Regions from separate parts of the Homo sapiens genome. Here region 1 is linked to region 2. A link is a loop called in an ENCODE intact Hi-C map of the cell type or tissue named here. Cell type or tissue: endothelial cell of umbilical vein. All regions are shown on one strand. Links, peaks and the distances in the headings refer to the core of each region. The heading gives the core; the rest is flanking DNA. Region 1 overlaps SVEP1 (sushi, von Willebrand factor type A, EGF and pentraxin domain containing 1). Region 2 has its middle 18 kb from the start of SVEP1.

The links. Peaks named below come from ENCODE experiments on the same cell type or tissue, not always from the same donor. Only the 100,000 strongest peaks of a DNase experiment are listed, where the experiment ranks them.
Region 1: it touches region 2 in a loop (5-fold over the local background); 2 of 110 quality-filtered maps call a loop at or near these places.

What each region holds. Positions count from the first base shown.
Region 1 is chr9:110,546,199-110,549,117 of GRCh38, reverse strand. SVEP1 (sushi, von Willebrand factor type A, EGF and pentraxin domain containing 1) reads left to right here. Exons shown (of 48, transcript NM_153366.4): 3 at 2,827-2,919. Among named protein-coding and RNA genes, the nearest start is that of SVEP1, 32 kb to the left of the region's middle. In endothelial cell of umbilical vein, for the core only: no CTCF peak of the experiment used is centred there; no DNase peak of the experiment used is centred there.
Region 2 is chr9:110,595,922-110,598,840 of GRCh38, reverse strand. No RefSeq gene overlaps it. Among named protein-coding and RNA genes, the nearest start is that of SVEP1, 18 kb to the right of the region's middle. In endothelial cell of umbilical vein, for the core only: no CTCF peak of the experiment used is centred there; no DNase peak of the experiment used is centred there.

The sequences.
Region 1 (2,919 bases), core at 239-2,738, 50 kb after region 2:
TAAAGTGATATGGCAAATTAGGCTTGATCCTTGCAGATATCCATGTGAAAGATTCAGTTTGAGGGGAAAACCATGGCAACATGAGTTCTAAGAAATTAGTGATGTTCATAATAAGTGGGTTAGCTCTACTGGAGTTTCTTTTTAAAAAAAATAAATAAATAAAGATGGTGTCTCGCTATGTTGCTCAGGCTGGTCTCAAACTCCTGGGCTCAAGCATTTCTCCCACCTGGGCCTCCCAAAGTGCTAGAATTACAGACATGAGCCACCATGCATAAAGCAAAAAAGATTTATCTCTCTGAGGGATGATGCTGGCCAAAGTTTTTGGAGGCTGGGATTTTAGTGAAGTGAGCAAGGACTTAGGACAGGGCTTAGAAGCAGCAAGAAACTGAGTATGGGAAATAAAGTATGGATTTGCGTTTAAACAGGTTTGGATCTAAGTTCCAGGCCTGCAACTTAATGAAATCTAATTTTTAAGAGCTAAGCCTTAAAAATCCAGAATGTCTGGATTTAAATCCCGATTTTGTTACCTACTAGCTGACGTTTTCTGTTTTTTTGTTTGTTTGTTTTGTTTTTACATATCATTCATCTTTTATATTCCTTAGGTTTCTTGTAAATAGAATAGGAAATGAGAATAGTACCTACTTCATAAAATTGTTACAAGGATTAAATGGGTTAATACATATAAAGGGATGAGAAAGTTCCTGATGGCTTGTTATACTCAGCACTCAATAACTGTCTACTATTACTGATATTTATTATTTATTAACAAATTATCATTATTAATTCCCCTAGGCAATTTATTTAACAACTATGAACCTCAGTTTTCTCTCCTTTAAAAATGGAAACTATTATTATATGTATCACAGAGGTTTTCAGGAGGATTAAATAAGATATTTAAAACATCACCAATATAGTATGTAGCACATGGAAGAAGTTCAGCAACTGGCTACCTTTATTTCTCCTTTTCTCCAAGGAAAGTGATATGTTAAGAGGGAAAACAGGGTGGTTGCAGTTGGAGATACTGGGTGTTGCCAGATGGGATTATGAAATTATGAGTGCTATCAACAAATTTCAGCTCCTGTCATCCCTCTGTCTTCTAGGAGTGGAGACTTCTGTCCTGATGGAAGTTGACCCAGAAACTAGAGTCAACAAGGAAAGGGTTTTGGTTATCATAATGCAATAGGGTTTTAGGAGACACCACATTTATTACACTAAACTAATATCTAAAATGTGTAATACTTTAGTTGAGTTTCTAGGTTTAGTAAGTAAAACCCTGTTTTTACTGGAAAGACATGATCAGATCAAAGGAAATGAGCCTCATTTCCCCTGCCTCTGTGTTCTCTGCAGCTACTTTCAATTTAGATGGATCCACTTTGGGTTTCACTGCTGTTCATGTTTCTGGCCATTCTCGATAGACATAGGTTACAGAATAATAGCTTTCCCCATTTGTACCTCCTCCACTTATCTCTCTTCCAGACCTGAATGCTGGTACACTAGTCTTGACAGCTATGTTTGTCTTTTCTTTTCTTCTCACCCTTTTTGATACAGGGTCTCATTCTGTCACACAGGCTATATAGTGCAGTGGTGTGATCACACCTCGCTGCAGCCTCCACCTCCCAGGCTCAAGTGATCCTCCCACCTCAGTCTTCCAAGTATCTGGGACAACAGGCATGTACCACCATGCCCAGCTAATTTTTTTAAAAATTGTTATTGTTTTTGTAGAGACAGGGTCTCACTGCATTACCCAGGCTGGACAAGTAGGTTTTCCTTGCTCCCTAACTTGCTTTACTGCCAAATAAACCTGTGGTCCAGTGTCTCAGAGCTGAGTCCTAAGGGCCTGTGTTACAGATCTTTTACCCACACCACAGTCTATTGGAAGGAGCTTACCAGGGTACCTGGTTGCACTGGTTTCTTTCCCTTGGGGCTGGAATCTTCCCTTTGCTTTGCCCCTATCTAGATGCATGGAGATGGATGTTCTATATTTGAGTCTACCACCAATCTCCTTCCAAGGTGTCCAATTGCAGCCCGTGTGTCTTGCTGGAACTCACCCACTTGAATTCCTACTATAAGCCCATCACAATATCTGGGCTTAGAGCCCCATGGACCTAGTATTGGAATTTAGTCTAAAACTTTCAAACTTCTTGAAAAGAATAAAGGACTTACTGTTTGTGTGATTCTAGGCCATCCATTCTGGGTCAATCATATTCAACCTTACCCACCCTGTCAAGTCACTTTCTAAACAGGTCTGCCTGAGTTATTGCATTCCCAGCATGCCTCACTTCAGAGCATGGCTCAAGTAATAAGAATGGTCTTTATTTACCTACTCAAATACCATAGAAGTGACAGTGTTTATTCCAAAGTTGGTGGCTCACAATTAACATCTCTGTGCAGTGATCAGGATGGTGGCTTTGTTTCTCATTGGAACAAGGATCTGGGGACTCGTTGCTGGGGCCTGACCTCACCCAGAGGCAGTGGAATGCTGCTGCTTTGGAAGCCAGGGGAATGACCTGCAGAACTGACTGCACTGTTTCCTGCAGCATCTGGAGATTCCTCACTACACTACTTAATTTCTGCCTGACCCTGAATGGCCTTGAGAACTTATGATGAGGTCCCAGACTGGAATAACTTAACTGGCTTCAACGAATTCCCAGAGCGCGCTAGTACAAATAACACACATTCGTATTTGGGTGGGAGCAGGAAGCAGTTGGGAATTAGAGGGATATGGAAAGATATTTTCTCCAGCTTGCACTTAAATTTTAATGACCAGAGAATGTAACATTGAACTGTGACTCATTTTTATCGCCCTCTGTCATATGTTATTTGTAGATCTACCTTCTGGGAGTTTTATTCAAGATGATATGGTCCACTGCTCATATCTTTGTGATGAAGGCAAGGACTGCTGTGACCGAATGGGAAGCT
Region 2 (2,919 bases), core at 95-2,594:
GGCAGGCTGCCATCTTGGCTATTCGAGTTTCTCAGTCAATCCAGGCTGCCAGCCCTGAAGAGCCCACAGCGATCTGGGACTGAAGGGATCCCCAACACACAGCACACCTGCTCTACCCAAAAGTGCTAGAGTGATTCTTTAAATGGTTCCTTGATCCTGTTCCTCCTATGTGAAAACTCCCAACAGAGGTCTCCAACCACCTGCTACAGGCATGTCCAGGCCCACAACAGGCAGATACCCATCTGAGATGGAGTTTCCAGAGGAAGGAGCAGGCTGCCATTTGACAGTATTAGACAGATCACTAAGACAGAAAATTAACAAAGATATTCAGGACCTGAACTCAGCTCTGGATCAAGTGAACCTGGTAGACATCTACAGAACTCTCTGCCCCAAAACAACAGAATATACATTCTTCTCATCGCCACATGGCACTTACTCTAAAATTGATCACATAATCGGAAGTAAAACATTCCTCAGCAAATACAAAAGAATTGAAATCATAACAATCTCTCAGACCATAGTGCAATCAAATTAGAACTCAAGACCAAGAAATTCACTCAAAACCATACAACTACATGGAACTTGAACAACTTGCTCCTGAATGACTATTGGGTAAATAATGAAATTAAGGCAGAAATCATTTGTGTCCACACCCAAATCTCATCTCAAAATGTAATCCCCAGGTGTTGAGGGAGGGACCTGGTGGGAGGTGATTAGGTCATGGGGGTGGTTCCCCCGTAATGTTCTCGTGATAGTGAGGAAGTTCTCTTGAGATCTGATGGTTTTAGAAGGGGCTCTTCACTTCCTACCCATGCTCCCTCTCACCTGCCACCATGTAAGACATGCCTGCTTTCCCTTCCACCATGATTGTAAGGTTCCTGAGGCCTCCCCAGTCGTGTGGAACTGTGAGTCAATTAAACCTCTTTCCTTTTGAAGTTACCCAGTCTCAGGTATGTCTTTGTAGCAGTGTGAAATGGACTAATACAGTAAATTTGTACTGGTAGAGGGAGTACTGCTATAAAGATACCCAAAAATGTGGAAGCAACTTTACTTTGGAATTGGGTAACAGGCAGAGGTTGGGACAGTTTGGAGGGCTCAGAAGAAGATAGGAAGATGTGGGAAAGTTTAGAACTTCCTAGAGATTTGTTGAATGGTTTTGATCAAAGTGCTGATAATGATGTGGACAGTGAAGTCCAGACTGAGGTGGTCTCAGATGGAGATGAGAAACTTCTTGGGAACTGGAGCAAAGGTCACTCTTGCTATGCTTTAGCAAAGTGACTGGCAGGCATTTTGTCCCTGCCCTAGAGATCTGTGGAACTTTAAACCTGAAAGAGATAATCGGAAATTGGAACTTATGTTTAAAAAGGAAACAGAACATAGAAGTTTGGAAAATTTGCAGCCTAATGATGTGATAGACAAGAAAAACCAATTTTCTGGGGAGAAATTCAAGCTGGCTGCAGAAATTTGCATAAGTAATTAGGAGGCAAATGTTAATCGCCAAGACACTGGTGAAGATGTCTCCCAGGGCATACCAGAGATCTTGATGGCAGCCCCTCCCATCACAGACCCACAGGACTAGGACGGAAATATGGTTTCATGAGCTGGGCCCAGGGTTCCCCCTGCTCTGTGCAGTCTAGGGACTTGGTACCCTGTGTCCCAGCTACTCCAGCTCTAGCCATGGCTAAAAGGGGCCAAGGTACAGCTCAGGCCATTGCTTCAGAGGGTGCAGGCCCTAAGCCTTGGTGGCCTCCACATGGTGTTGGGCCTATGGGTGCACAGAAGTCAAGAACTGAGGTTTGGGAACCTCTACCTACATTTCAGAGGACATATGGAAATGTCTAGATGTCCAGCCAGAATTCTGCTGCAGAGGCAAAGCCCTCATGGAGAACCTCCACTAGGGCAGTGCAAAGGGGAAATGTGGGGTTGAAACACTCACACAGAGTCCCCACTGGAGCACTTCCTAGTGGAGATATAAAAAGAGGGCCACCATCCTCCAGACCCCAGGATGCTAGATCCACTGACAGCTTACACCACATGCCTGGAAAAGCCAGCAGTGAAAGCAGCTGGGGAAGGGGACGCTACCCTGAAAGGCCATAGGGGCAGGGCTGTCCAAGGCCATGGGAGCCCACCCTTTGCATCAATGTGCCATGGATGTGAGACATGGAGTTAAAGGAGATTCTCTTGGAGCTTTAAGATTTAATAATTGCTCTGCTGGATTTCAGACTTGCATGGGGCCTGTAGCCCCTTTGTTTTGGCCAATTTCTCCCACTTGGAATGGGAGCATTTATCAAATGCCTATACCCCCATTCTATCTGGAAGTAACTAACTTGCTATTTACAGGCTCCTAGGTGGAAGGGACTTGCCTGGTCTCAGATGAGACTTTGGACTTGGACTTTTGGGTTAATGCTGGAATGAGTTGACTTTGGGAGAACTTTTGGGAAGACATGATTGGTTTTGAAATGTGTAAAGACATGGGTTTCGGAGGGGCAAAGAGCAGAATAATATGGTTTGGTTTTGTGTGCTCACCCAAATCTTATCTCAAAAATGTAATCCCCAGGTGTTAAGGAAAAGACCTGGTTGGAGGTGACTGGATCATGGGATTTGTTTCCCTCATGCTTTCCTCATGTTAGTGAGTGAGTTCTCCTGAGATCTGATGGTTTTATAAGGGGCTCTTTCCCCTTCACTTCTTTCACATGCTCTCTCTCACCTGCCACCACATAAGACATGCCTGCTTCCCCTTCCACCATGATTGTAAATTTCCTGAGGACTCCCCAGTCATATGGAACTGTGAGTCAATTAAATCTCTTTTCTTTATAAATTACCTAGTCTCTGGTATGTCTTTGCAGCAGGGTGAAAATGAACTAATATGACCATTGATGCAAAAATTTGCAAAAAAATACTGGCAAACCAAATCCATCA